Regions from separate parts of the Homo sapiens genome. Here region 2 is linked to region 1. The links are chromatin loops, found by intact Hi-C in ENCODE. Cell type or tissue: gastrocnemius medialis. All regions are shown on one strand. Each heading gives the region's core, and the rest is flanking DNA. Links, peaks and the distances in the headings are about the cores only.

What was found. A loop is a pair of places that touch in the nucleus more often than their neighbours do. Peaks named below come from ENCODE experiments on the same cell type or tissue, not always from the same donor. Only the 100,000 strongest peaks of a DNase experiment are listed, where the experiment ranks them.
Region 2: it touches region 1 in a loop (2.0-fold over the local background); 4 of 110 quality-filtered maps call a loop at or near these places.

What each region holds. Positions count from the first base shown.
Region 1 is chr4:3,189,268-3,204,700 of GRCh38, reverse strand. It overlaps HTT (huntingtin), which reads right to left. Exons shown (of 67, transcript NM_001388492.1): 41 at 4,762-4,969; 42 at 553-694. Among named protein-coding and RNA genes, the nearest start is that of MSANTD1, 52 kb to the left of the region's middle. RefSeq lists a silencer at 1,545-1,644. In gastrocnemius medialis, for the core only: a CTCF peak has its summit at 10,715 (motif pointing left); no DNase peak of the experiment used is centred there; H3K27ac peaks cover 1,463 bases.
Region 2 is chr4:3,241,018-3,256,450 of GRCh38, reverse strand. It overlaps HTT (huntingtin), which reads right to left. Exons shown (of 67, transcript NM_001388492.1): 67 at 12,494-15,433. It overlaps MSANTD1 (Myb/SANT DNA binding domain containing 1), which reads right to left and starts at 7,292. Exons shown (of 3, transcript NM_001042690.2): 1 at 6,909-7,292; 2 at 2,969-3,244; 3 at 1-726. The coding sequence starts at 7,228. The coding sequence ends at 486. RefSeq lists an enhancer at 4,878-5,774 and a silencer at 9,739-9,914. In gastrocnemius medialis, for the core only: a CTCF peak has its summit at 9,663 (motif pointing right); no DNase peak of the experiment used is centred there.

The sequences.
Region 1 (15,433 bases), core at 7,427-15,426:
CCACCACACTTGGATAATTTTTTATTTTTTATTTTTTTAGAGATGGGTGTCTCACACCATAGCCCAGGCTTGTCTCAAACTCCTGGGCTCAAGTGATCTTCCTACCTCAGCCTCTCGAGTTGCTGGAATTTAGGCATAAGCCACTGCTCCTGGTATTAATTTTTAAAAAAATTTAAAATCAGAACCCCACTACAGTCAATGCACTTACTTTGTTTTTTAAATCATTAGTTATTATTATTCCATTGCTTCCCTCAAATTAACAAACATACCCAGCATCATGTAGGCGTGAGCCAATAGCCGGGCATTTGATAAATGAGTCAGCTGCAAAAACTCTCACAGTCCAACTTAGAATCCAGTGACTGGAAGGCCAGGCCTGGTCTCCAATTATATGTCACAGCAGAAGTAAACATTCATTCTAGATTTAGTTTCGATGGAGCTTGGCAGGACACCGGGCGGTCTGGGTTCCAGAGGGTCCATGCAAGTGTCATCTACACAGGATGTTCTCCTGGTCCCCACCTCCCTCAACCCCGTTTACAGGCATTTCAAACTTACGACATAATCACAGAAGAGAATGAGAGCCCCTCTTCGTACTATTTCTCTATTGCACATTCCAAGTTTGGCTGCCAAGTCAGAATCCTCCTCTTCTCCAGACATCTGGGGACTAAGTAACTTTGTGCTGGACAGACTGTGTCTTCTAGAAGGAGCAACAGATGCATTGACAATGTTTCTGGATGGCAGTGAGCTTATTTGCAAAATACTGAAGATGATTATGTTTAATTCTAGTTCTAAAACAGACAAGTTGTTTTAAATATTGCCATATCAGAATGTTGTATGTGTAATATATACTCTCAGTTATCTATTCCTAAGCTACAATAAACCACATATGAAAAACTAAAGAAAACAGAATTTAACAGGCAGAAAATTAAAATGCTTGCCTGAATAGCAAAATCCACCATAAAGCTGCACATTCAATCAGCACCTTTATTTCAGAACTCACACTGGCTATGTTTGATAATTGAGCAATTGCTTTTGAAATTCTCCATCTGCCGTGAAAGTTGCCAACTGCCAGAATGAAAACCTCCCTGCTTTCATGTTTTACTGTTCGTTTCCCAATGAAACATCACCACTCTAAACATGTTGATGTTATACGTTATGGAAATCCTGTTTAAAAACACTTCTTCCCCACTAACACAGGTTATTTCACTCTACACTGACTTCTCACTTTATTGTTTTTTTCTTTTTGAATACGTGGGAATTATAAACCTTGAGACTCTTGGCTCTAGTCCATACAGTTAAAATGTTGACACACTCCCAAACTGCCCCTCTGACCTTCAGGGTCTGACCGAGCGACGTCCTTCCCATTGCGGCAAAGGGCCTTAACGGGGACAGAGGTCACATCAAGCTAAGAATATTCTGAAATACAACAACTTTTCCTGTAATCCCTCAGGATTTAGAAGAGAACTGGTAAAAACCAAAATTCTACAGATTTAAACTTTTTAAAAAGTGCCTTTTCTCTGTTTCCCAACTGGTGAAGTGAAAACAAACTACAGCCTAGCCATACAATGCTCAGCAGTTGCAAGGAGCGAGCCACCGACGCGTGGGCAACACGCGACAGAACTTTAGACACTGCTCACCGAAAGGGGCCAGACTCAGAAGGCTGCACACCGCGTGGTTCCGTTTCTTTCTTTTTTCCCCAGAGACAACGTCTTGCTGTGTCACCTAGGCTGGAGCACAGTGGCACGATCATAGCTCACTGTAACCTCTAACTCCTGAGCTCAAGTGATCCTCCTGCCTCAGCCTCCCAAGCAGCTGAACTACAGGGACGTGATTGTAATTTTTAAATTTTTTTTTTCTGGAGATGGGGTCTTGCTAGGCAGCCCAGGCTAGTCTTGAACTCCCAGCCTCAAGTCATCCTCCCACTTCAGCCTCTCAAAATACTGGGATTACAGGCATGAGCCACCACACCTAGCCTATAGATTCTATTTCTATGGCCTTCTGCAATGGGCTGAACAGAGGGACAGAGCACGGATTGGTGGTTAGACCTGGGGAGGGGCAGGATGTGGCAGAGGAAGAGGGAACTGTTTGAAGTGACAGCACTCCTCTATATCTTGATGTGGTTGGGGGAGGGGGGCTGTTACTGACTACAGTTGATAGAAAAGTACATTTTACTGTATTGTAAATTATGTGTCAATGTGAAAACTAACGAACAGGAAACGTGCCCTTTCTCAGTGGGCCGTCCTGCCAGCGCAGTGTGACTTACACTCAAGCTGTAATTGTGCACTTTGCAATAATACAGCTATAGGGTAATGAGCCTCTGAAAGAGAAGAGGCAGTATTTGCAATTCAAATATGAGCAGTAGACATAAAGAAGGTCCACTGTCAACTCAAATTCAGCCCCAATTTGTAGCAGCACAAGCCCCCCCAAATCTCAGGCCATACACCGCCCGGTACTGGTGGCGAATGAATGTCCCAAATCTAGGGTGACTCAGAACAAGATGAGCTGGGAAGTGACCAACACATCATGTGTACCACAACACACCCACAAGCGCCAAAGTATAGGCAGGACTCTAACAGTTCACCAAGAGGTAAGACAGATTGAGAGTGAATCATAAACCCACAGTGACAGAGTCCATAAGAGAGGGGCTAGGCTAGGGCAGGACCCACATAAGGACCTCCTGGAGCAGAGCACCCAGTGTCGCCTGGAGCCAGCTCCCATCTGGGAGCCAGCCTGAGAGGAGATGCACACAAACCGAGAGAGGGTCAAGAGTAAGCAGCAGGAATTTCTGCAACTGGATACAGCAATTTTATGGCTGCTGAGTCTATGGCTAAAAAAAGAGCAGCTGTGTTTTGTATTTCACACTTCTAGTAATTCATTTTTCTCATCTCATGGAAATAAAAAGATACTCATCCCCCACCACCCACAGCTGGAAAAACACAGTGCTAAGAGCAGGGGTTTAAACCAGAACAGCTCTGCTCTCTATGGGCATCTTGGACACTTATGGGGATTTATTTTTTCCTTCCACCACGGGGACACCTTAGACACTCACATGCTTGTTACATATTATCTTAATTTTACCTTTACATTACCATTAAAGAACGATATTTTTTGAAATTTAATTATTAGGTTAAAAATCCATTGATCCATTAATTTTTTTTTTTTTTTTTTTTTTTTGAGATGGAGTCTCACTCTGTCACCCAGGCTAGAGTGCAGTGGCGCGATCTCAGCTCACTGCAACCTTTTCCTCCTAGGTTCAAGCGATTCTCCCGCCTCAGCCTTCTGAGTAGCAGGGACTACAGGCACCTGTCACCATGCTCGGCTAATTTTTGTTATTTTCAGTAGAGACAGCATTTCATCATGTTGGCCAGGCTGGTCTCGAAGTCCTGGCCTCAGGTGATCTGCCCGCCTTGGCTTCCCAAGGTGCTGGGATTATAGGCATGAGCCACCACGCCCAGCCTAATCTATTAATGTTATTTCAGGATAATAGAAGGAACAATACAGAAGGTTATAAAGGAAAACTGGATCAGAGGGGGTCACGAAACAGTCACAGAATTTACCTACATTTACAAAAAGCTGTAGTTTGCCCTCAGAGGGCTGAATGAAGACGCTTGCTGAATTCCAAACTAAATTTACCTTTGGTTTATTTCTTTTAAACACTCATCATCTAAGCATTTCTGTTACTCCAATTCAGGGGACACAATTCCCAGATTCAGAGCTTTCTGATATAACATCAGAGTAAGCAGGCCCATCTGTCAGAAAAGGAGTGATCTGCTGAATCCGCAGCTGATTTCTATGCACGTTAAAGCAGCACAGAACTAGGAGACACTGACTTTCTGTCTCCTGCCCCCACAGTGCTCAGTCATCGTAACAGGCCTAAGACATCCACCAAGCATTTCAAATGTCGTCACTGGTCTGTCTCCTCCAACAGAATGACCAGACCCCACTACATACGGCACAGAGTGGATGGTTAAGAATGCCTCCCAACAGTGGACTTTCCAGCTGAGTGCCATGAACTGGCCCTACTGGGAGCCCTGGCAGCACAAGGTCCAGTATCCATACTGAGCAGAGAGGCACGGCAGCACCTGCCCTCTTTTGTCTCCAGAACTTCTTTTCCCCAGCGTGGGATCTTGAGCCTTCCAGAAATACTGTGCTGAGGATTCAGCTGGGCGGGGGCCAGGGTTGGGGGTGGTCACAGCTTTTATTTCCATACATATACAAATAATGGAGTGTTGGAGCACCTAGAAATGGAGCTTAAGCCTGAAAACCTTTTGCAAAAAGAGGGCCACCCATAACGAGAACCTTAGTAAGCCTTTTTGAATGGTAAAATAACATTTCCAAGAGGTTTTGAAATTTGCTACACTGTTACTTCATTATCTAAGGATAACCAGAACCACATTTACTTTATAATGAGGTTAAGACATTGCAACATGTCTGGCTATGGAACCAATTTAAGGACTAGAACTTAGTAGGAGCCACAGAGCATGACAAGCATATCCCACAAGATGCAATGGTGTCAAAGAACCTGCCAAAGAAAATCGCATTTAGAAAGCAACTGCTATTTTGAATGCCTTTAGCTGGACCGCATGTTTGTCCCAATAATATGCTGTCCATGAAAGGAATATTAATATGCAGCAGAAATTTCACAAGCCCTCACAAAAAATGGAAAATGAAAATGCTTTAACGGTGGCCAAAGCTCAGGTTACTGGGAGTCTCAGGACAGGGTGCTGGGCTGGCGCCCTGGGCTGTGGGGCATTATGAACCTACTTCGGGGTCTGCTGCACTTCTGCCCACCAGCGGTAGTCGGTGTGGTTGACAAGCAGCAGTATCTGACACCAGAGCAGCACCAGGGCCGGGTGGGTGGTGATCATGGAACGAGCCCGCAAGTTCAAGCTGTCCAGGGTGTAGAAACTGCCGCCACAGCCATCACTGCGGAACAGCCTAGTGGCAGCTGCTGTGATTCTCCGGAACATTCCTAGAAACAAAGTTAAGGAGAAATGTCTTTGCTTTCATCTCGGTCCAGTGCCACATGGCTACGCGAAGATTTTACATAAAAATGAAACAGGCTGAGTCGTCTCCCATACTTACGTATTCAGAACACCTGGCATTTAGAAAATTCTGATTTTTCTAAGCAGAAACAGATATCCTACTTTTTTTTTTTTTTTTGAGATAGAGTTTTGCTCTTGTTGCCCAGGTTGGAGTGCAGTGGCGCAATCTTGGCTCACTGCAAACTCCACCTTCCGGTTTCAAGCTGTTCTCCTGCCTCAGCCTCCCAAGTAGCTAGGATTACAGGCGCCTGCCACCACGCCCAGCTAATATTTGTATTTTTAGTATAGAGGGGGTTTCACCATGTTGGCCAGGCTGGTCTTGAACTCCTGAGCTCGTGATCCACCCGCCTCAGCCTCCCAAAGTGCTGGGATTAAGGCGTGAGCCGCCGTGCCTGGCCAATATCCCACTTATTTAATGGACTGGTCAAGAAAGCTAGCATTCCTCCTCTCTCACTGTCGACCTCCACATTGGTCGGCAATGCCAAGCCCTCCAGGAGCTCCAAGCCAAGAGCTGCGAAAGTCTGAACACAGCTCCTGGAGAAGGAGTCAGGGAACACTCAGCGCCTCGAATCACTGCACTCGGGCCACAGCGGGGCCCCCACAGGACTGAGCCACAGCTACACAGGCAGGAACAGCACTCGGCACCTGCCAAACTCAACAGCTCCTGGGCTTGCTAAGGACTGAGGGACAGAAATGCTGAAGGAGGCCAGGTGAGAAAGCAGGACCCCCCTGCGGTCCAGGCTCTGTGTGCCCTCTGCAGGCTCCTGACACCTGACAGCCAAGTGGCCTCTGTGCCCGGCCATGGAGCATCCTGGGCCTAGGCAGGCCAAGCGGTCAGCCTCCCCACACACAATGCTGGCACCTCAGCAACACACTCAGCTAGATTCTACCGGCAAATTTCTCCACAGCATCCTTCTCAGGGCTCCAGGAATCATGACTTCATTCTATCCTCTCCTTTGGATAAACAAGGTCAAAGGCACAGAGACATGCACAGGCTGCAAAGCCCAGCAGGGAGAGGCAGCAAGACTTGGGAAACAGAGAAAGGCCCAGCTGGCCAAGGCCACCCTCTCCCCCAGATCTGGGCTGCCTGGCATCACTGTTGGGATCAAAATTTTATTTCTGATTTAAATTTCAGGCCGGGTGTGGTGGCTCACGCCTATAATCACAGCACTTTGGGAGGCCAAGGTGGGCAGATCACTTGAGGTCAGGAGTTCGAGACCAGCCTGACCAACATGGTAAAACCCTGTCTCCACTAAAAATACAAAAATTGGCCGAGTGTGGTGGCGGGTGCCTGTAATCCCAGGTATTTGGGAGGCGGGAGCACAAGAATTGCTTGAACCCAGGAGGCAGGGGCAGCAGTGGCCAAGATCGTGCCACTGCACTCTAGCCTGGGCAATGGAGCGAGACTCTATCTCAAAAAAAAAAAAAAAAAAAAAAAAAAAATCAACACATCCCCAAAGTGAAAGGGTCCTAAAACAGGTAAAAACAGAGTACAGGCTTTTTAGGGCTCCACAATGCCTTAAACTATAACCTGAGACCAAGGAAGCGAGCTAACAGAAGCAGCACACTCAGAGAATGCAGACCAGGTCACGACGAGGAGTTCTAATGCCTTGTCTCTGGCTCCTCCAGGTTTCCTGGGATTTCTCTACACTTGCTTCCTGGTCAGCATTGTCCCCTCCAGCCCATTCTGCACTGGCCTCATCCTTCTGTGGGGCCCTCTGTTCCTGCATGGGCCCCCTGAGTGAAGAGGCATGCACTGCCTTCAAGGAAGATGCAGCCAGGCCACAGAGCACGTGCAGGGACAGACCCGGGATGTAGGGGTTTTGAACAGGTAATAGAAACCCACAATCCAAGCTGTGTTCTAGGTGGCTGAGTGTCAACACAGGCTCTGAATCAGACTGCCTGGTTCAGATCGTGGCTCTACTGTCTACTACCTGGGTGACCTTGGATGCACCTTACCTGGGGCCTCAGCTTCCTTAGGTGTAAGATGGAATTAAGAGCAGTATCTGTTCGCAGGGCTGTAATAAGGAGCAAACAGGAGAACCCAGGTAAAGGGCTCAGCACTGCACAAGGCATGGAGGAAGTACTCAGCCCCCGGGGTGGCAGCTGCTGGAGCCTATTAGGGAAGTTCAGGTGGAAGATGAGACGGACTCTGAGGGCCACCTCCTAGTAGATAGAGAGGAGGAGGTAAGGTTAGGGTTCCTGGGGTAGCGGGAGGAGGAACATACTATGATGCTGGGATTCTGAACATCCCTAATGATCTAATTAACAAGAAGAGGCCCTGGAGAGTGACAGTGGTGCTAGTTCAATTTTAAGTGCAAGTCTGAGGTACTGGCAGGACAAGTCCCGTGTCGAGAAGCTGGATGCCAGGACTACAAGGACCAGCAAGAGAAAGTTGTCCATGAGAGCAACAGCCAAGGTCACAAAGGGGATGGACCTACCAAGGCCAAGGAGAGAGGCAGAAACACAGAGAAAACAGTAACGAGAGACCATGGACAGCAACTCGAGGAACACAATCAATTAAGTGGCTAGACAGAGAAGACCCCACAAGCTACTGAGTGACAAGAGGGCAGCTCCACAGAATCAAGCTGGAGGGCCTAGGATGAGAGAGACCTAGAAAGAAAGAACACAGGCAGCCTCTGCAAAGGCCTTTTTAGTAAAGAGGGCAAGAGGCAGGCTGCCATGGCTTGAGAAACAAGAGGGAAACAAACCACCATGGGCAATGAGAATGGAGTGTACACAGAGGGAGGGACCCCTCATGAAGGAAGCAGGAGGGCACAGGAAGTGCTGGTTTGTTTTTCATTTAAGGCTGGCTTAGTGTGGCTGTTAAGTGTAAAAGAGCAGCTACAGGCAGGAAAGGAAAGGTAAGACATACATGTTTCGCTACGGTGAAGTATGCAATGGATTTTTTTTTTTTTTTCAGACAGGGTCTCACTCTGTTTGACCAGACTGGAGTACAGTGGCACGATCACAGCCCACTGTAGCTTTGGCCTCCGGGGCTCAATTGATCCTCCTGTCTCAGGTTCCTGAGTAGCTGGGAGTATAGGTGTGCGCCACCATGCCCAGCTAATTTTTGTATTTTCTATAGAAACAGGATTTCAACATGTTGCTCAGGCTAATCTCAAACTCCTGGGCTCAAGCAATCTGCCCACCTTGGCTTCCCAAAGTGCACAGGATTACAGGTGTGAGCCACCACACCTGGCCTGCAATGGATATTTTTAAATAAGCATCAAAGGCAAAATTCAATTCCAGAGAATCCAGAAGGATGTGGCGTCAGGAAGCAGACATAAGAGGGGCCAGGAAGCCGGCAGGAGGATGAGGATGAACTTGGGGACAGGATAGAAGGTCCCCTGTTCCGCTGGGATGTTATGAGGAACCCAGGGTCCCTTCCAGGTGGAGGGAGGAACAACTGGACAGAGGCTCATGAGAAGGATTCATCACTCTCTCTGCGGAGAGCAAGGCAGACACCTGCTGGGCATGGTGTGGGCATATCAGAATAGCAAAAGCTTTAGAAGGCATGGCACTCGCTGCAGCTCATTCTGAAGCCACCACTAATCCCATGGTGACACCCGCCTGGTCCCCTCCTTCCAAGGGTTTCCCTGACTTTCCTCATCCTGGAATCACCTGTTTTTATCCTCACAGAAAACACATCAGAGACCACAGTGCTGCTGCTGGGAAGCAGCAGGACGACGTCTCTCAGTCCCCTTTTACAGGGTGGGGCTGTGACCTGTCACCACGAGAGAACACCAGCAAAGGCATGCCTGTCACTTATCCAAGGCCACAAAGCCTTCTTTACCTTCCCTCTCCTTGTCCCCAACCAGACACAGAGGATGTGAAGGCCTGGAGAACAGAACCAAAAGAAGGAAAGGAGCCTGGGTCCCCGAATTCCCACATGGAGGAAAACCATCCGTGAACCAAGAACACCCTCAATACATTGTCATAAAACCAAGAAACAACCTTCTCTGGTGTGAAGCCATGGAAATGTTGGTTTATTTGTTACAGTAGCTACCATTACCTAACAAAGACAACAGTGGCACTGAGAACGTGGCTGAGATGAGAAGATGCTTCTCGGTGGAACCTCCCTTCCTAGGGTCCCGAGTAGTGATGAGCAGCAGTCTGAGACAGAAAGAAGGCAGAGCCTGTGGATCACAAGGGTGGCACAGGGGAGCCAAAGGGACTCAGGGGAAGAGAAAGGGACCAAGTGCCCGGAGACCACGATGGCAGTGCAGGAAAGGAGGCGGGCAGGAAGGCGGATGCAGGCTGCACCCAGAGAAACAGCTACAGCTGCACGCAGCAGCTCCGCAAGCCGTGTTTTTGTGAGCTAAACAAAGAAATATTAAAAGGAACAATGGAAGCAGGAATTGGAAATAAAGAATGCTGTTTTCAAAACAGGCAGGATGTGGGATCGCATCCCAATTCCACCATCGAGAGCTCCTAGGGCAGAAACCTCTCTGGGCTGGGCTTGTTCAGCTATGACACAGAGAGAACCATCTCTTCTCCACGCCACACAGTGACTGGGGCCCATGGTGGGTATTCTGAAAGTGGCAGCGGCTACACTCACCACTATCAACCCAAGAAGTGGCCTGATGAGAGAAAGATCGATGGGCAAGAAAGAATGCTTGGGTTTTCATTCTTGGTTTTGGCACAGGATCTTTTAGAACTTAAGCACAAAGCGGGAAATACTTCACAGAGCAGTTCTAAGAATTAACTGGGATAATTAAAATTAAACCTACCACATACCCATGAGAAAATTCCATTGCTCCCAGCATTATAATTGTTAGTAGCCCTGTCCTTTCCCCAAGCATGAACTTGAATCAATGTCAACTTTATTACTATAGAAAGGACCACTTTCTCTCTCTTCCAGTATTCCTGCTTTGCCCCAAAAAGTGGAACCACAGACGCTTTGGAAAGGACAGGGAAGAGCTGTCGTGCAGCCATCCCCTCTGCCACAGAGGAAGGGGTGAGCATGCCTCCGTGAGCGTCATGGCACATCTCCACCACCCACGACCAGGACTCAGGGAGGAAGGGGCAGCAGCTCCTGCCACCCTGACTGGGTATAGTCTGGATGGCAGGCAGGGAAGAGCACAAGATGTGTCCTTGAAAATCACGGTGAGCAAAGCTGGAAGGCCGTGTTGAGGCTACAAGGCCAGACAGCTCTAATTCAGCCACATGGACAACAAACAAAGCTGATGTTTCCACCTCCTGGGCCTCTGGTGCCATCATCTGTTTCTAAACCAGTCTATCTTGGACCAAAAGAGAGGGATGCTGGTTACCCCAAATGTTGTAAACAGGAGGACAGCTATCTTTCTTGGCTATTCTGCTTATCCTAGATGGAATGTGAAATAGGCAAACCACTTTGGGATGAATACCCTCCTCTCCCAACAAGAGGAAAAGCAGGAAACAAAAAGTCAAGGGTGCCATTCTGACTAGTTCCTGAACCAGGTATTATTTAAGAAGTACCCACGCCTGAAATGGACAAATTTAAAGGTCTTCATTTTCGGTTTATGGGTGGAATTCATAGCCTTTGTTTAAGCAGTACGTGAATACATATTACCAATTTTACATGCTAAACACACCTTACTTATATAAAAACACGAGATGAATTATTTCAACTCTTATCTTGAAACCAATCAAATACAGTAATTCTGCCACCTAGTGTCTTTCAAATAAATGCAGTCAAAGGAAACAAGAAGACAGAAACACACATTTATATATACACACACACACAACTTACTTGCAAATGTTGGGCAGATTAAATAAGGTCAAAAGATACCAGCAGGAAACCCACGTGCCCTCTCCAAGCCCTCCACTCCCACCAGTAAAGCTGCTTCTCAACAGACCTGCACTGTCTCATACAGGAGCCACTATCCACACAGAGCTGTTTAAATTTAAGTTAATTAAAATTAAATAAAATTATAAATTAAGCTATCCAATCAGACCAGCCACATTTCAGGTACAGAACACCACATGTGGCTAAAGGCAACTAAATTAGACAGTGCAGACATCCTGTCTCTGCTGGAAGTCCTATTGGACAACACTTCAACAGTAACAATATTTTGCCTCAATTGTGAGATGGAAGGAGAGGAAATCAGCGCAATAAGACAGTGACCACATTTGAGCTGCACAGAGATCGCTCGGACATGTAGAAGGACACAGAACACACCACCCTTATCCCACAAAGGCAAGACTAGTCCTTAGAAATGAGGCTGTCTCCTCCTGGCATCAAATCCAAACCAACTGGTGGCAAAATATTAAAATGACCAACATACTAAAATTGACCTATCATTCATTAACAAGCCATATTTTCTCAACTTTAAACTTATTACAGTGGTCAGTGAAGCATAATCCGAAGATCTTTAAAAAGAAACAAGAAAATTATTTCAATAATAGCAAGTAAGGCTCAAAAACTAGAGTCCACTATGAAAATTAAATTTTGGCCATGGCCTGTGCGGAGGGTGACAGCAGCTGAATGCAGAGGCCATGAAGAGGCCCCTTTCTCCAGGATTCTGTGGCGCCGTGCGGCCGGGCCCTACCGGCATCCTGCCTGCCTGCCTGTACTCTCAGCTGCTCTCTTGGGTGCCGGAACTCTTCTCTGCAAAAAGCTAGCTACTTCTCTCCCTCAGAAATCCTGCCTCTGCCTGCCCACCCATTTCGTCTGTCACTGCACTACTGTTCTTCTTCATAGGAAATATCAAGACTTGTGATACTGACGCACTGACTGGAAGTTCCGTGCAGGCAAGAGCCAGGATGCTCAACTGAACTTGGCACAACCAGAGCCTGCTAGCATGGAGGCGGGCCACGCCAAGAGTATCCTCAAATGGACCAAGGCTGAAAATGCTATCTTTTACTCTAAGATATGTATGCAAAATGTGTACAAAAATCCAGTAAGAGAAAGGAGCTTTGATCACAAAAGCACCCTGCTCCCATCCCTTTTTAAGGCAACTACTTGTTATCATTTCTGTTTTCAGTTCTGGTAGTTACCTCCAAAATTCTAACTGCTGTGCTGCTATCCCTTGCAGCAGACCATCAGTTACTGCATGTGCTCCTCTCCCTTACTCCCGGAGACCAGCCCCACCTCCTCATCAATGGAATGCTGTCCAGTCTCCCATTTGGCCCATGTGGACCAGAGCATTCAGGGGTTTATGGTCACCCATATTACTCATGCAAGGCCAATCACATAGGCCTACTTGAGGGGCTGAGAACACAGCCTGCTAGAGGTCATCTTCGGTCATGTGAAAACAGCCCACCAGAGAACAAAACTAACACAGGAAGCAGAGATGAGACTGGGCGTGGTGGGTGACACCTATAACCTCAGCATTTTGGGAGGCAGAGGCAGGAGGATCGCCTGAAGCTAAGAGTTAAAGACCCGCCTGGGCAACACAGCAAGACTTCCATTTCTACAAAAAAATTTTAAAACCTATCCAGGCATGTTGGTACATGCCTATTGTCTCAGCTACTTAGAAGGCTGAGGCAGGAAGAACTCTAGAGCCCAGGAGTTCGAGGCTAGAGTGAGCCTCGCACTGCACTTCATGCCACTGCACTTCAGCCTAGGCGACAAAGTGAGACCCTATCTTTAAAATAAAATTTAAAAATTATATAAATGAAAAGAAGAAAGCAGAGCTGAGATGCATAAATATACAATGCAGACCACAGAATTACAACACTAGATGCAGTCCTACCAACTACCCTTGCCTGCACTTTCCAGGAGCTTAAACCAACACATTCTTTCTCTTACTCTAGTTTAAACTGGGGTTTTATCCCTGCAACTGAAAGACTGTTGAATACAATCACCACATCATAATTTGTCATGATTTATAGACTTCAGACAACTTTAGACATCACCCATTAACTCTACCGTAATAAAGATGAGATTTAGCTCATTTATACTACCTCCTAACAATCTGAATTACATGTTTAGTTCTATTTGGAGACCTCTGAAGCCTCTATATTTTGGTCTGTCAACTTCAGATGATGTAACCATATAATCCCAACAATGCTAGGTGAAGATTTTAGTTCCCCTTCCACTCCCCACCTCTATCTCTACCATCTACTTGCCAAATTAACTTGGTTAGTTTTCCTTTTATATTCATCAGAACCGAAGACATTTTCATTCTGTTCTGAAACCATAATTAAGTCAGTAAGTCTTCAGTGTTTCAGTCATACATTGATTTCAAAAATGAAAGCTCGGGCCGGGTGCGGTGGCTCACACCTGTAATCCCAGCACTTTGGGAGGCCGAGGCGGGTGGATCACCTGAGGTCAGGAGTTCGAGACCAGCCTCAACATGGAGAAACCCTGTCTCTACTAAAAATACAAAAAATTAGCCAGGCGTGGTGGTGCATGCCCGTAATCCCAGCTACTCGGGAGGCTGAGGCAGGAGAATTGCTTGAACCTGGGAGGCAGAGGTTGCGGTGAGCCGAGATGGCACCATTGCACTCCAGGATGGGCAACAAGAGTGAAACTCTGTCTCAAAAAAAAAAAGAAAGAAAGAAAGAAAGAAAGAAAGCTCAAGCAGTATTTACATTATGACTATCTGAATCTAGTTCCCAAGAGAGCCAAGGATCCTAGAAGGATGGCATCTCTTTCTATAGGTCTTTGATCGTGACTCCTAAGCCGCTTAAAGGAGAACCTTTTTAATATCAAGGGCTTCCAACAGATCAACTGCTGAACAATCAAGCCACATTTTGGTTTGCCTCATATTTGGACCATGACTTAATGCTGTTTGCTGTTACTAGAAATTAGAATTGCCTTTCTATTTTCTTGAGAGAAGAAAGACGTGCCTATCCCCTAGAACTAGGCTTCTAGCTATTTAGTCATTTATTTAAAGCAAAGCATTCTCATTACAAACGATCGTTCTTCTTGGAAAACACACTGTCCTAATTTGGACTGGCTGCTTTCCATGCTTGCTGCACAGCTGGCATCTTATGACTTTCTTGGGTTCACTGTCCTTGTCATTTTCTTTCTCTAGAGACATGGTCTCGATCTCGCCCAGGCTGGAGTGCAGTGGCATGATCATGGCTCACTACAGCTTGACCTCCTGGGCTCAGGCTCATGCCACTACTCCTGGCTATTTTTTTTTATTTTTTTATTTTTGTGGAGATGGGGTCTCTTGCTATGTTGTCCAGGCTGGTCTCAAGCTCAAGCGATCACCCCGCCTCAGCCTCCCAAAGTGCTGGGATTTCAGGTGTGAGCTACCATGCCCAACCTTCACCGTCCTTGATCATTTGTAAAAGTAACAAAAACATCTTGGCCTCCAAATTTAACACAGGAGGAGGAAGCTCTCAGGTTTACTTTTTTTTTTTTTTGGATTTTTTTTTAATAAGAGGCAGGGTATCATTCTGTAGCCCAGGCTGGAGTGCAATAATAGCTCCCTGCAGCCTCGAACTCCTGAGCTCAAGAGATCCTCCCACCTCAGCCTCCCAAGTAGCTGGGACTACAGGCATGTGCCCACCATATCTAGCTAGTTTTTGATTTTCTTTGTAGAGATAGGGGTCTCGATATGTTGCTCAGGCTGGTCCCAAGCTCCTGGCTTCAAGTGATCCTTTTACCTTGACCTCCCAAAGTGTTGGGATTACAGGCATAAGCCACTGTGATTGGCCCATCTTAACCATTTTTGGCTCTTGTCTTGTTTTGTTTTGTTTTTTTGAGGCAGGGTCTTACTCTATAGCCGAGGCTGGAGTGCAGTGGCATGAACACATCTCACTAGAGACTTAACCTCCTGGGCTCAAGCGATCCTCCAGCCTCAGTCTCCTGAGTAGCTGGGACCACATGCACACCACTATCCCCGGCTAGTTTGTTTGTACAGATGGGGTCCTACCATGTTGCTGAGGCTGGTCTCAAACTCCTTGGCTCAAGCAATCCTCCTGCCTTGGCCTCTCAAAGTGCTTGGATTTCAGGCATGAGCCATGACACCTGGTCCTCTTAACTATTTTTAACTGTACAGTTCAGTAGCATTAAGTACATTCATAATGTTATACAACCATCACCACCATTCATTTCTAGAATAACTCTCTTCATCTTGTAAAAATAACTCCCCTCCCCTGCAGCCCCTGGCAACCACCATTCTACTTTCTATATCTATGAATTAACTACTCCAGGTCCCTCATGTAAGTGGAATCACATAGTATTTGTCCTTTTGTGACTGGCTTATTTCATTTAGCATAATGTCCTTAAGGGTCACCCATGTTGTAGCATGTGTCAGAATGTCCTTTTTTTAAGGCTGAATAATATTCCACTGTAAATATACACCAGATTTTGCTTATCCATTCATCCATCGAGGGACACTTCAGTTGGTTCCACATTTTAGCTATCGTGAATAATGCTGCTATGAATGCTGGCATGCAAATATCTTTTCACCACCCTGCTTTCCATTCTTTTGGGTATATACCCAAGA
Region 2 (15,433 bases), core at 5,901-13,900, 53 kb before region 1:
GGGAGGACACAGGGTTCCCTTCAGGAGAGAGCTCCCCCAGCTCCAGCCTGCCCCAACCCGTTTCCATCTGCTTTCATTTTCGGGATCCATCAATCAGGGCATCCTCACCAAGCCAGCAACAGCAAACTGTGCGTTCCAGGCAAGAATGAAAAAGTATACGTTTAATATCAAAGCCACGTCAAGTATCATTGATAGTAACGACACTGGAGAGTGGCTCTAGGACGTTCTTACTCGGAGTGAACCCCAGAGGCCCTGGCCTGTGTCCGAGGAAGGGCATTCATGCTGGAGACTGGAGCCTCACGGTCCCCAGGGCCTGGGGGTTCCTCAAAATACCCCTCAGAAGGGACATCCTGCCAGAGGCCAGGTGGAAGGCGGTCTCCGCTCGCGGGGCGGCCCCCTTGCCCGCCTGGCCTGAGTGGCCTGCCCTGGGTGGCCTGAGCAGTACCACCAGCCGCCCGGCCCCGCCGCCGCCGCCGCCTGCTGGCCTAGACGCTGGACTTGGTGATGATCCTCTCCAGCAGACTCATCATGCGCTCCTGCAGCTGCAGGCTCTGCACCTGCAGGATGTGCTGCTGGTCCAGCACGCGGCGCACCTCGCGGCAGGTCTCCTCCACGGCGCGGCTCAGCCGGCGCTGCTCCTCCACCATGGCCTCCAGCAGCCGCAGCTGCTTCTTCTGCAGGTGGCAGCTCTGCACCTTGCGCTTCTTCACCGGCCGCTCCTCCGACCTGGAAGGACAGTGCCGGCTGTGGACGTGCTGGCCACAGAGCCTGGGCACACCAGGGGCCTCACCGGACCCTCCCGACAATCCTACTGGGCAAATGGGGAAACTGAGGCCCCAGGGAGTCAGGTCACTTACTCAGGGTCTCATATTCCATGTGCAAAGGAGGGGCCAGAACCCACCGCCTTTGACAGAAAGTAACAGGGGTGGCCGGGTGTGGAGGCTTATGCCTGTAATCCCAGCACTTTGGGAGGCAGAGGCAGGTGGATCACCTGAGGTCAGGAGTTCAAGACCAGCCTGGCCAACATGGTGAAACCCCATCTCTACTAAAAATACAAAAATTAGCCAGGCGTTGTGGCGGGTGCCTGTAATCCCAGCTACTCGGGAGGCTGAGGCAGGAGAATCGCTTGAACCCACGAGGCGGAGGTTGCAGTGAGCCAAGATCGCGCCACTGCTCTCTGCACAAGAGCGAGACTCCGTCTCAAAAAAAAAAAAAAAGAAAAAGAAAGAAAGAGAGGCCACAGGCATTGCCGTCCTTTGCGACTAGCGGATGACCCCAATGACCAGGGTCCCAGGACAATCCACACCCCTTCGGTCTGGAAAGGGTGGGATGTTCTGGGCTGCAGAGGGGCATATCCTGCCAGGGAGCACCCTTCACCCACCAAACTGGGCAGGTGGGGGCTCAGCCCCAGTTGGGGGCCAGGGGTGGAGAGACCACCCCCAGGGAGAGATGAAGGCAGGGGTGGGGGGTGCTGGGTAGTGCAGAGTACTCAGGACCCCTGTAGGGAAGCCAAGACCACCAGCCCCACCCGGCCTTAGGCAGATGGGGAAACTGAGGTCCCAGAAGGAAGGGCCTGAGATGTGAGCCCCCTTATCTCCCGGCGGCCTAGAAATGGGGCCGGCACACCTTGGTAGAGAGGCAGAAGGACAGGCACCTAGAGGGTGTGGGGCCCACAAGAGGCCTGGGCTCTCTCCCCAGGACCTCAGAGCTCTGGTAGAGGTGGTGAGTAAAGGCAGTCCAGCCCTGTGGGCGCCTCCTGAGAGCTCTGCTGCTGGGGTAGGGGCCACCCGTGGTCTCAGCAGACCTCCCTGAAGGGCAGGGAGCTGCCAAAACCCACAGACCCCAGGGCCCTGCTCCAGTGCCTGCTCATCCCTGGCCCACACTCTGCTCTGAGCTGAGAGGGTACAGCCAACCTCAGGGGCGTGAGATCCGCGCTTTGGGCCTGATCAGGGAGGGCAGCCCCCACGCCCCAGTCCTGTGCAAGGCCCCAGGCAGCTGAGTCTGAGAACTGGGCTCAGTCCACGGGAACAACAGCCACAAATCTCAGGCCTCCTGCTGGTTCCTTCTAGCTGCCAGCAAAAGCGTTTTTGTCTCAGGTCTTCAATGAGAAATCCTGAGTCAAGCAGCGGCCCCCGGCATGAGAGGGACCCTCCTCGGAGACGCCTTCTCTACTAAAGATACTTTTCTGACACCTCCTGTCAGAAAGACTTGAAGACCAGGGCAGGGGAGAAGCTGTGACTCAAATCCACAATCTTCCTGTTCTTGCCTCCAAATGGCCAACTTCTATTTTACCTTGAAAGCCCACCCCAAATGTCCCCTCCTCAAAAGCACCTTCTCTGGGCTCCCCAGGCCCACCCCGCAGGTGTCTGTCCTGCATGCTGCCTGGCTCCCGGCTGCCCTGTGAGCATCTTGCAGGCACAGTCACGTGGCCAGCACGGGACGGGTCTGAGGTGTGGGATGGATGGCAGAGGGGACGGGTCATGCCCACGGCAACACGTGATGAGGTGCAGCCCGACACCCTCCCCAGTGCTGAGAGGGCAGCTAGCCTGTGAGGGTGGGGTCTGTGTGGGCTAAGGGAGGCCAGGGGGCGCATTCTGGGGTCTGGGGCTTGGTCTCCCTCCGTGTGCCGGGCCCCATGCTGCGTCTTCTCTCCTGTGATGCTCCCAGCCACCCTCTGAGAAAGGTACTGATTTACCCCCATTTTATAGGAGGGAGACTGAGGCCAGAGAAGTCAAGGAACTTTCCGTGCAGCTCAAAAGTGATGGAGCTGGGAGACAAACTCGGTCTGCCTGTGGACACTAAAGCCCTCCCTGGTCTGAGGCCGCCTGTCCCTGGAGGCGCTGCCCGCAGCCACGGCCTCTGCAACCACTGTGGCCGCCGCCGCCGGCCTTGCCACTCCCAGTCCCTTTCTCTAAATGGTGGGGGCTGAGATACCCCAGGGCAGGGGAAGGACAAGCAGACACACTACCTGAACTTAAGGGACAGTAAGCTGGAGGAGCTGTCGGAGCGATCATCCTCGAAGCGGCCTTCGTAGGAGCACTGGTTATACGGGAAGTACAGAGGGGTGGACTTAGCGGGCGGCGACAGGGACGCCTCGGTCTGGGACGTGGAGGGCCCCGGCGGCTGGCTGTCCGGCAGTTTGCCATCACAGGACTCGGGGACCTTGGCCAGAATCCCATCAATGGCTAGGTAATAGGGCCAGTCGGGCGGGGCGGACTCGCTATCTGTCATGCATTTTAATTTCCTGAAACGAGAGACACAAGAGCCAAGGGTGAGAAACAGAGCTGGCCCAGCCCCTGTCCTGCCCAGCCTCAGCAGAGGGGCGCGCCACGCCGGCACAGGCAGGAGCCGCTCTCGGCTGGCAAGGGCCTCCCCAGCAAAATCGGCCAGGCTCCAGGGTCAAGATGACAATGGACTTAGAAAGAAGCTGGGCTTCAGGACCTACACGGGCTCAGATGTTAAAAAGGAAGCACACGTCCCAGTATTACTAAGGTTATCTGTGCATGCTGGGACCTTGGGGCTGGTCCTATTGCTTTTCCCTTGCTTTTCTATAGTTTCTAGACTCTCTGCAATGAGCAAATACTGCTTTTTAAATAATTCATTTTGAAAGGTAGAGTAATAAGGTTTTATTGTAATAATAAGGTATTATAAGATATATAAATATAGTGATAATATTTTGTAATATAATAACTGTGTTGTTCGGGAGAGAATGCCTCAGGGAGCGACAGCCACTGGCGTTAGAGCACAGGCTTCAGTGTCCACAGCCCTGAGTCAGTATCTCATCTCCACACTTTGCTGTGTGACTTTGGGCAGGTTCATTCACCTCTCTGAGCCTCTATTTTTATATCAATGACATAGTGATGATCAAAGTAAGCCCCTCCCCCAGCTACAGGGCAGATTTAATAAAGCAAACAGCAGGCTGGGCTCCCATGCCATTCTTGGTTGAACCTACAGTCTGGGCAGGAGCCTAGATCCAGCGCTACAACCTGCAACCTGCCCAGAGGCCCTGGGGTGGGCCGGATGGGCCCCTTCCCACACTGCCTGATGCCTCATTACCACTGGGACCCCCAGCACCCACCTACTCCTGCAGACAGGTCCTGCCCTGAGAGGCTAAGTCCCCAGGCCTCCCCTGGGCCTCGGCTGCCCTCTGGGAGGTCAAGGCAGGAGACACAGGGCCCCATGGCGGCCAGACAGCTCTGGCCAGGCCAGGGAAGAAGCCACAAGGTGGGGGTGGGGCAGGGGCATCTCTGCCTCACTGGACCCAGTACCTCCTAAGGCCCAGTGCCCACTCCCCACTCTGCCTTTGAGTGACAGAGTGCCCCAAGGCCGGGCTCCAAACCCAACCTGTGCTCGGAGTGGGTGTCTCCTCTCTCCTACTCTTGCTACCTGCCAGGGTGTGGCCATTGGCCGTTGGAAACAATAAGCTGGATTCTGAATGAGGTGCCCCCAGCAAACAGGCACAGCCAGATGGTGAGCAGGGGATGCTGCCCAGGGTGGCACGTGGCTGTGAAGACACCAGCACAGAGCGTGTGAGGGCAGGCGCTGGGTGCCCATCCCTAACCTCTGCCCCAGGCTTCTCTCTCTGCCCTACTTGAGCCAGCCCACTCTTTGGAGAAACGAGAAAAGGCCTATTCTCAGTGTAGGAGGCCCCCAAACTGTACTTCAACAAACCATGCTCCACAGAACCAGCCACCCTCTCAGGCTTCTTCAGCCCAACAGCCTTAATATATAAAGAGTTCTTGTAAAAAAAAAAAAAAGAAAAAGAAAAAAAAAAGAAAAGCCTCTGCTATGGGGAGACTGCGGGTATAAAGAAAAAGGACAAAGATCGAGTCACCCAGCCACAGCTTCCTCTGCTAAGGACTATGTGGCCCTGGGCAAGTCCCTCTCATGCTCTGGGCCTCAGCTTCCCCCTCGGTGAACTAAGGCTGACTGTGGCAGCTCTGAGGGGCTGCGGTGTGGAAGTGCTTCATCAGCCATGACGTGCAGTGCACCGGTGCAGCCCTTGGCCAGCCCAGACTGCAGGGTCTGGAGTGGAGGCCCCCACTCTGCTGCACCCTCATCTCTCAGCCTCCAGGAATGGAGACAGAAACCCTCCCCTGGGACTCTGAAGAGGCTTTCAGCATAAATAATGAATAACCTGGCCAGACACCAACCAGAGCCAGCCAGGGAGGTGGTGCCCGTGAATTCCTGAGTCAGAGGGGAGCCTGCTGGAACAGTCGTGGCCACCTCCCACTGCCCTCTGCGTCCCTTCCTCACCAGGTGCCTGAGCAGGACTAGGAGGCCACGGGAACAGTGGGGCCGCGGGCAGCTGCCTGTGTCCACCGAACCTCTGAAGATACCCAGGCTCACACCTCAGCCCTCACGTCGCAAGCCAGCCGCTCAAACCCAACATCCGTCATGCTCAGCACCCTAGGTCCCGGCTTTGGGGCCTGCCTAGGGGCCTTTGGGCAGGGCCAGGCCCCGGACCCCTCCTTCAAGGCTCAGAAAAAATCAAATCAACGCAACTGAAAGCGGAGACCTCACAGGCTGGCGGTCTGTCCGGGGCCTTGCTGGGCCTCTTCCCCACTCCCACTAGGGCTGGGGACTGGGGGTTCCCTTCTGCTGTGCTGGAGGCCGGCTCCTCGCCTGAGGGGGGCAGTGGGGGTGGCCTCTCCCACAAGTGGCTCAGGTGCTCTCAGCCTCTCTGCCCCAGGCTCACCTGCCTGACCCGGAGGTGGAGCAGCTGAGTGAGGCCACTCCCATCCTGGAAGCTGACAGGCTCTCCGGCAGCCCCAGGCCCAGCCCTGTCCAGGCCGCCCACAGGGCCGGGTGCTCTCTGCTGCCATTCTCCCCCTGCAGCTTCCAGCTCTTGCTGCCACCCTCGCTCCGTGCAAGACCCTCCCCACACCCAAAACCATCACCCCACACCTGTGACCTTCACCGCACACCTATGACCTTCACACCCTGCAAGACCCTCACCGCACCTGTGACCTTGCCTGTGCCTGAGACCTTCACCCCACCATGACCCCTGCCCACCCGGGACCCTGTCCTAATGGGCTGGGGACCCACGCACTTTAAGATGCTGGGTGTGTGGGACCACACCTGTCCCCTCCTAGACGCCAACATCTCCCTGGCTGGGTGGTCCCCTCCGGCCTTCCCTGCAGGTTGCCAGGGCAGGAAGGGCCCACCTGCCATGTAGCAGGAGCAGAGGTGGGGCCAGGCCGGGAGCCCCCACGCTGGGAGTCCTGGGCCAGGGCAGGCCTCCACCTCTTTCTTCTTCGCACCGTAAGCCCCACCCATGCGCTGGCTGGTCCTGCACCTCACCTGGTGATTTCTGGAAATACCCCACCGTGACCCTAGGGCCAGCCCCAGTGGGGCTCACCGGCTCATGGCAGAGGCTCAGTGGATGCTCCAAGTCGCAGAGCACTGAGCCTCCTTCTCACTTGCAGTCTCAATTTCCCCAATGACGCAGTAGGCCCCTGAAACCCCTGCTGAGCTTGGGAGCTTGGTGGTGGGGAGGGCACTGGCAGCCGCCGCCTCCCTATGGGGGAGCAGGGTGTGAGGTCAGTGGGCACCACCATGAGTGTTGCTGCCTCCGAGGGACAGTGCCCAGACCGCCCATACGTCCTGGGAGCCATCCTGGCCTCTGCCCAGCACCAGCCCCACCCCTGCTACCCCTCAGCTCTTAGACTGGTTTCCTGCCCTTGCTGGGCCTCAGTTTCCCCACTTCCCCAATGGAAGGCTGCACACACGGTTTCCGTGGGCCCCGTCTCACCCCGTGGGGTTCTGCCCATACCCGGCCAGAGGAGACCGACAGGCAGGCCACGACCCACACATCGTCCCGACTCAGAGCTCCAAGAAAGTCAGGAGCGGCCCGCCACGCCCGGGCCCGCCCGTCCTGGTGGGGCCCACACTGCCCGCTCGCCCACCTGTACTGGAAGGTCATGTTGGTGATCTTGATCTTGATCTCCTCGCCCAGCCTGCGCTCGCCGGTCATCTCGAAGAGCTTGCTGGCCATCTTCTCGTACACCTTGGCGTTGCGCTTGGTCTGCTTGAGCTCGTCGAAGAACTCCTCCCAGACCAGCATGAGGCCGCGCATCTCGGCGTCCGTCCAGTTGCGGGCCCGCCGGTGCTTCTCCGCCTGGGGAGACACGAGGTAGCCGGGCCCCTCGGCCGCCGCCATGCCGGAGGCGCCTGTGGGGTGAGAGAGCGCGCTCAGCGAGGGCCCCGGCCCGGCCCCACGCACCATGGGCGGGAGGCGCCGCTCACGCTCGCTCGAAGGCAGCTCCACGCTCAAAATGGGGCCTACATCTGACAGGCAGGAATTTAGTTAAAAGCTTTTAAACGGGAAACGTCATTTTGATGTCACGTTTCCATAGCAACAGAGCAACTGCATAAGCTACAACAACAGAAACCTTTTAACTGAAAGCACAGGAATCAGGGCTGCACTGACGGGCCATCAATATTGCGGCGAGCGGGCCAGGCCCAAACCCAGCGGCCCGGCTCCCGGCCCTGCCTCTCACCGCCGCCCAGGCGGATCGGCCCCCAGTTCAGTGCCGCCCCGGCTCACGCAGGCCAAGAGGGGGCCTCGGGTGGGAACAGGCAAGGAGAAAGGGGGCAAAAGGTGGGAGAAACAGAGAGGACGAGCGACGAGGAGGCTGAGTCCCCCAACGCTGGCCACTGGCCCTGGTGGGGGTCCTGGGCTGTGGGACCCTTAAGCTCCCTCAGAAGGCCCCTGCCTTCTGAACTGGGGCTGGGCCCTGGGGCTCCTGGGTGTCCTGGTCCTGGGGTCCTGGGGCTGGGCCCTCACAAGAACCCCAAACCCCCACCCTTGGCTCCTTTTGCTTCTCTTGCTCCAGCCCCCAGGCGCCCTGGGCCTTAGGTCTGTGGACACTGGAAGCCCGGGTTGGTCAGAGCCAGGCCCTGCCCAGAGGTGCAGACACAGGGTACACAGACACGGGCCTCTGGCACCGGCCGGTGAGGACAGCAGTGATGGCAAAGGTGAGCTCTGTTTGAGACACAGGAGGGAATCAGCCCAGCAAGCCAGGGGGAGGCCACAGGGCACTCCTGGGAAGAGCCACGGGCATGGCAGGGCACAGTCTGGGTACGCAGGGAGCTGATGGGCAGCCAGATTCGGCACAGCGTGCGGAGACGGGGCTCGAGGCCCAGGCTGCGGGGCAGGCCCCTGTGGGGCTGAGGGACTGAGATGCCCCCAGGCTGGCCGGAGGACCACAGCCTGCCGAGAGCCCCAGATGCAGCGGAACCGGAACCGGAGCGGTGGCCTGGGGGTTCTGCCCGGAGAAGTGCCGCCCAAGGGCATCGGCACCCGAAACGTAACACATGCATGTCAGGCAGGGCTCTGTGGAGCCCACGGCACCTGTGCAGCATGGACTGTGCTGGGCGCGGTGCCCAGGCTAAATGCCACTGTGGTCAGCAGAGGGACAGCAGGCACCCCCCTGCCCTCCTCAGGCCTGACCAACTGCAGGAGACTCTCAGGTGTGGGCTGCCCCAAGAAGGGCAGCTGAGCCTGGAATGAGGAGGCATCTCGGCCTCTGCCCGCTGCCCCTGCTGTCCTCTGAGGCACCTTGGAGGTGGGACCGAGGCTCTCAGGGGAAGGACAGGGCAGGGGCATGGCGGGGGTGCCCAGCCCCACTGTGGGTGCCCAGCATAGGGAAGGCGAACTGGGGCTCCCTCTTGCCCGCAGTCAGGATAGGAAGTGTATGGGGAGGGCCCCAGGGATGTGTGAGGAACTCAGAGGGGTCTCTGCACCCCCTACACTGGGTCCCTGGTCAAGGCCTGGCCCCACCATCAGCCCCATGAGACTAGTCCAGTCCCTTCCATCTGGGCCTCAGGAGACATCATCCCTACTGCCTGGCACTGGGGCATCTCCACTCGACTAAGGTCAGCCCTCCGTGCTGGGGGCTGGCACAGAGAGCTCTGTGGAGTGCCTGCAGATGAAGGAGTGACTAGAAGGCCTACCTCCTCTAGGAAGCCCTGGCTCCTCAGGAACAGGGTTCGGCCCTCCCCGGTGAGGTCAGGGACCGGTCCGAATGCCCTTTCCGTAGCCATGACTCCAAGGGCAGAGGTGGGGCTGGCTCCCAGCATCTCTTGGCATCTCCCGGCACAAGGGGTAAGCAGAAAGGCATGGGGTCCCAGCAGTGGTTCTGGGTGCAGCTCTAGCGACTCAGCATGGACCTTAGTCATGTCCTCCCCACTAACCTGTTTCCTCACCTCCACAACAGGGGTAACAGGATCTGACTATATCACCCAGCATGGTGCTGGCTAAGGGGGCACAGCCCTCCCAGAACCCTGGGGAGGTCATGGGGCCTCTACGTGCCCTCTACCCCCTTCCACAAATCCACCTTGGAGCTGCTGGGGACAGCGTCAGGCCTACTGTCCTGGCTGAAGGGGCAGCTGCTGGCCAGTGGACACCACCACCACTGCCGGGGGCCCCCACCGGACGGCTCTAGAGGAGGCACCTACACCCCTGCCTGCCCGAGTTCCAGTGGGCGCAGGGAGGCAGGGCCCTGCCTGGCAGGGTGCCACCCCACACCCGCACCATCCTCCAGGCAGCATTCCCAGGGTAAAAGGCTCAACTCCAACCCTCTCTTCCCAGGCTCAGTGCACATGGGAGGCCCTGGACAGGGCAAGCTCCATGGCCTTTCCCGAGGCAGAGCCCTCACACTGACCTCCAATGTGAGGACAAGAACCAGGCAGGCAGCAGATGGCAGCACCAGGCACCCAGCTGCTCCTGCCTGGGAGGGTCCCCACATCTGTCCCCTGCTGGGGAGGGGCTCGTACCTTGGCAAAGCTGCATGGCCTGCTGGGACCCTCAGTCGCTACGGGGTCTCCTAGGGCCAGAGGCTGGTCAACCAGCAGCACCTGAGGGAGAAGGGGCAGGTCAGGCCTCGGCAGGAGCTGTCCCTGGTGCAGACCTGGGACATGGGCGGGGCCCTGCTGGGCTCAGGCTAGAAGCATGCTCCCTAGGCCTCCATCCCTTCTAAATAATGAGGCTGGGCCCAACTAGACTCTCATCCTGCTCAGCATTTCTGGGTGGATTTTCTGCCCTGCCTGACAGGCCAGCAGGACATGGGGACTGACCAAGGGTGGGGGCAGCAGGGCTCCCAAACACAGAAGCCCAGAGAGGAGGTGGGCGTCCCACTGAGGGGCACCTTCCAGGAGCAGCAGTGGTGAGCACAGCCTGTGCAGATGGGTGGGGATTTGGCAGCTGAGGAGTTCAGGGCTTGGGTGAAGGCAGAGAACCACGTGGAGTCCTGGGCCCAAATCACGGGGGGCCCCTGGGCAGGCTCCGGAGCCTGGACTTCCCCAGAGCAATTGGGGCCAGGAGGGGAAGGATGTGGCCAACACTGCCGCCGCTGGGGCAGGGTAGAAGGTTGGGCGGGTGGGCTGTCCAGAGGGTACAGGGGCCAGGATCCACCTCAGGACCAGCCTGTCCTAGCAGTTTTGGGGGTAGCTGCCTGACCAAGCATGGAGGGCAGGGGCCTGTGCACACAAGGGGAACCCAGACCCACAACTTCAGCCCTCTGCCTCCAGTGATGCCCTGACCCTGACCTCACAGGTCCACAGGGCCCACCCAGGGCCCAGACACCCCCGACCAGGACACCTGGAGGCCTGGTGTAGGGTGGAGAAAGCCGGCCACACTGGCGGGCCCCCCCAGAGGATGTGGCTGCAACAGGACTGGGTCCTCTGTGGCTCAAGCCACTTGCCCAAAAGGCAGCCAGGCTGCTGGGGCTGCAGAGCCTGGGGGACCCGCAAGCGATGTCCACATGGTTTCCCAAAAGAGGTCCTGGTGATGACACAAGGCCGGGTCCACCTCTACCCACAGACACTGTCACGGTGCTCATGGACCAGACTCGTGGGCTCGCGGAGGATGCCTTTCCTCAGGCCCCACTGCAGGCTTCCCTGAGGGGTGCACCCCACACCCCCAGGAACGGGGCTTCCTCTGTCCTCGGTTGGCTGTGTCACATCATGTAGAGGCAAGGCCCCCCTACCCAGTCCCTTCAGTGGCGGCTCCACCCGGTACTCACCTCACCCTGGCTACTTCCCTCATCTGACTTACAGTGCTCCACGCACCACGCAGGGGAAGCGACTTCCAGATCCCAACAAAGCCAGTAGCAGCCAAAATCAAATACCACCGAAGGCACAGGGCACAGCTCGGCAAGGGGACAGGGTGTGCTCTCCGATGAGGAAGAGGAAGGCTGTGTTGAGGGCAGCTCTGCCGTGGCATGGGGAGGGACTGCAAAGCCCACTCACGAGGGGTTCACCGCTGCTTCCCACTGGACCCCGGCCCCTCTTCTTTCTGAAATTACCAGCCATGCCAGGTGTGCTCAGTGTGCCAGGCTGTCCACACCTGGACCAGGGAGAAGGGGGTGCTCCATTTCTCTGAAGTGACCAGAATTTAGGTAGCTCTGAAAGGAGAGGCCACTGGGGGGCCCTGGAGCGGTGTCACCTATGAGGAGACAGATTTAGGGAGCTCAAGTGGCATGCCCCGCCCCAAATGCTTTAGGCCTGTCCACCACATCCCTCCGGCAGACTGATCCCTATCCCTGCTCAGAGAAAGGGGGCCCCCGCACGTGCCCAAGAGGAGCAGGCAGCAGGAGCTGGCCCCTTGGCCGACTGGCCCCCGTCTCTCCTGGCACAGACAGCAGAGCAGGGAAAGAATGGGTGGACGACCCCTGCCAATTAGCCAGAACCAGACGGGACCTCAGCAAACATTGACTAAATACCCTGCACCAGAGGAAGCCACAGGGTTTTTGTTCTTGCAGGTTGGTAAGACATCTGCATCCCAAGATGACTACACCACCAATCACCAAGGCTTCCGAGAGGCTCGTCCGGAGCTTAGAAGCATCCCCGCTGGGCTGAGCAGAGGCTTCTTGGAGTAGGCGCTGGTTCAGACAGGACAAACAAGCTAGAATAGACGGGGCAGGCCCTGCGGACACACAGCAGCCCCGGCCACACCAGAGGTGGGATGTGCCAGCTGCTTTGGGGGTTACCTGGGAGCAGCTGGGCCAGGGACGCAGGTGTCAATGGCCAAGGAGGTGGAAGGGTGGTGGGCCCTGTGAGAACACAGCTCTAGTCTCTGTGCTGGGCCTGATGACCTGCTTCAGTGCCATGGGCCAAGTCCTGAGGCTTGTGTATGTCATATAAGCTTATGATGTCACTTGACCATGAAGGCTCCAGCAGCTCCAGCAGCTCCCACAGCTCCCATCTGCAGGGCAGGAAGACCACCTGTACTGTGGTTTGGGAAGGCCCTTGCAGAAGCACCCAGCCAGGCCCATGCCCTGGGGCCACTTCCTCATCCCTGGCTACAGAAAACACGGGGCCTGTCCCTGCTGGCAGCTGCCTGGGGGACCCTCCATAATGCCAGATGTTAGCTGGTGGGACAGTTTCTGCCCCTGCTGGAGAAGCACTTAGGAGACTGCTTCCTAAGACTCCAGCTCAGCAAGGTCTAGGTTCTCATGAAGCAAAGCAAGCCTCACACAGCAACAACTGATGGTTTCCATTTTTTTCCTTTAATTTGGATGTACAATGTTTGCAGCAGTTAAAAAATTAAATATACATCTCTCGTCAGTCCTTCCCTTTGCTCTCAGAAGCATTCAGGTCTGGGTGGGGCTCCGGGACTCGCCCATCACAGCCCTGCTGGCTCCAGGGGAGCTCAAGCTCAGCTGACAGTCCCTCTGACCACGGTGCAAAGCAGTGAGACCTGGACAAGGAGGCCCCACTTGGGTCAGAGCCCACCCTCCGTAGGCAGGTCCACGTTGGCCACGATCCTCCAAGGCTGGCAGTTACCACCCAGATTGCAGCGGGAGACTCTGCTCTTAGAAACAACTGAGGGGAAGGCGTTCCTTTGACTGCACCAGAGCGTGACAGGCACATGGGGGAAGAGCGGCCCCTGAACCTTCCAGGTTGCCTTCAGTTGTCATGCGGCATTCTGAGCAGCTCCCTCCTTCCCAGGAGGCCCAGGCCCGGCAAGCGAGTGTCCTCGTCTGAGCCATCCTGAGCTCTCCAAGGTCCCTCAGCAGCTCTCAAGATCTTCCTTCTTCTCACTCCTACACGTGACCCCTCTGGAGGACAGCTCCAAGTCTACCCTGGCCAGCAGCTGTGGTCCCGGGTCCTCCCCGCAGAGGGAGGAAGCGGGGGAGGGACAAAGCCCGATGAGGATGTCTGCTGGGAAGGATGCTCACAGGTAGCAAGAGAAGCCTGACTCCACCCACCAGACACACAGAACTAACCTCACTCCACCCCGCAACGGGAGGAAGTTCCACCTGCCAGGCGGCCACACACCGAGTTATTGCTGTCTACTATCCGTCCCGAGCTCCACGTGGGGCTCATCTCAGCTCCAAGAGGAGGAGCTGTTCATTGGCTCCGAGGGCTCTGAAATGACCCCCTCCATGAAGATGGGGGCGAGGGGTGTCCTTTAGGGCACAGGGCCTTCTCAGATGCTACATTCTGGGTGTCTGGAGGGGGTTCAGCTTCACATTTTCCCCTTGAAAGGACACATGCGCTGGCAGAAATGAGGGTGGACAGTAACAAAGAGCACTTGGCAGCTGGAAACATCACCTACATAGACTCAGCTGGGCCCGCAGCGGAAGGGAGGCACATTTTGGGAAAGAAACACGCTTCAGTGCATTGCCAAACAATTCTACCCTGGTTTCATTAAAATCTTTCCCGATATTACCAGCAGGAAAACAAAAGCAATCTCCCCACAGCCCACCCCCAAAACTTGACAACCAAATTAATCACATTTGCAACAAAATTTGGATAATACGATGGGTGCTTGCCACAGATTTTTAGGAACATGATAAAGTCTTCCTCCCTTCTGCAGAGAGCTGATATGGAGACCATCTTCGCCAGTGGGATCCTAGTGGGCAATGAATGAGCCCTGCCCTGACCACGTCCCACGCCTGGATGTCCGTCACGCGGCTAACTTGACCTGGCGGGTCTAAGGAAAGTCAACTTCCAGGAAGAACCGACACGGGCACTCTTAGAGGCCATGCATCTCCGTCTTGAGAGGTGTGTGTGTAAAATTATAGATGTGTCTATATGCACATGCATGGATACTTTATGTATATGCGTGGGTGAAGTCATTTTTACTAATGAGCTCATATTCATCTCCGGAGCACACAGGCAGGTCTTTGGGGGTGGGGGACACCTACTGCCAGAGCGGGGTGTTCTGAGCCCCTTGCTAAGGACTGGTTTAGATCACGTCGTAAACAAGAGGAAGACAAACTCTATGTTGAGCCCAGCGATATGCATTCCAAGGGAATGGCTCTGTTTTACATTCACAGTGTTATTTCTTACAAATGTAAACATCTAGCCAGGAACAACATCTGGCCTGTGATACTGCTGTCTCAGAGCTGCTGACATAACCTGCGGGGGAGGCGGGAGGCGGGTGGGGAGCAGCCAACAGTTCTGAGAACTTTCCCCTCGTTCCCAAACCTTCTAGCGGGCTTTCCAGGAAAAAGCTAGGATGAGAAACAGGAGCCCCCAACCAATACGGAATGGTGATTTTCTTACGTGTTATAATTCAGTAGCTTCCCTTAAGGGCCTCCTCAAACATCGGACCCCTTTCTACCGCTCCTGCTGCCCCGCCACGAGGACGAGGTGGTCCTGGCTGGGGGAGGCCTCTGTTGGGAGCTGGTGGGAAAAGCCTCATACAGGCCTGGCAGAGGCTGCTCAGAGGAGGGGCTCCCTTTCAGCTCCCCCTCACGTATGTGGGCAGCATACAAGTCCACATCTCAGCTGCTCCCCAGCTGCCACATAGGAGAGGGACAGGTGGAAGCTTGGGGGTCTCAAGGCAGCACCTGCACAGAGTTCCAACATTTCCTCCACTTACCACATTCAATACCCAAAACATCGACGGGCATGACCAAACCAAGCCACATGACAGTCGCCAACCTTGCCTGGCTCGCCTCTAGGGCTGAGGAAGCAGAGCCCCTGCCTCGTCTCACAGCCAGTCGGCAAGCAGAGCTCCCAAATCCAGCTCCTACATCAGCAGCAGCCCGGCCATCCAGAATCCACTTCCATTTTAATGACTTGGCTCCTCTGGGCCTGCAAACAGGAGGCTGGTCCAGGGACCTGGCCTGGGGATAGGAGTGGCGGCTCTGACAGGGCCGTGGGGCAGTCTCCGATGAGCACAGATCTGCACTCTCCTGACTAAAAGGGGTCACCGTGCAAGATGTCAGCTGGAACGGGGGCAGAAGGGATGCTGGGCTCTGTCACTAACAGTGCCAAGACACCAAGCTTTGCTGTTGACCGAGAGAGGCTCAGACAAAACACAGCTCAGTGACACTCTTAGGGCATGCATCCATGGAGCAGCAGGTCCCAACACCTGCCAGCCAGCTCCTAGGCAGACGCCACCCCAGGGCTAGCAAGGAACAGGAGTGGGAGGCCCATGTCTCTGGACACAGTGGAGGCTGCTCACAGCCAGGGA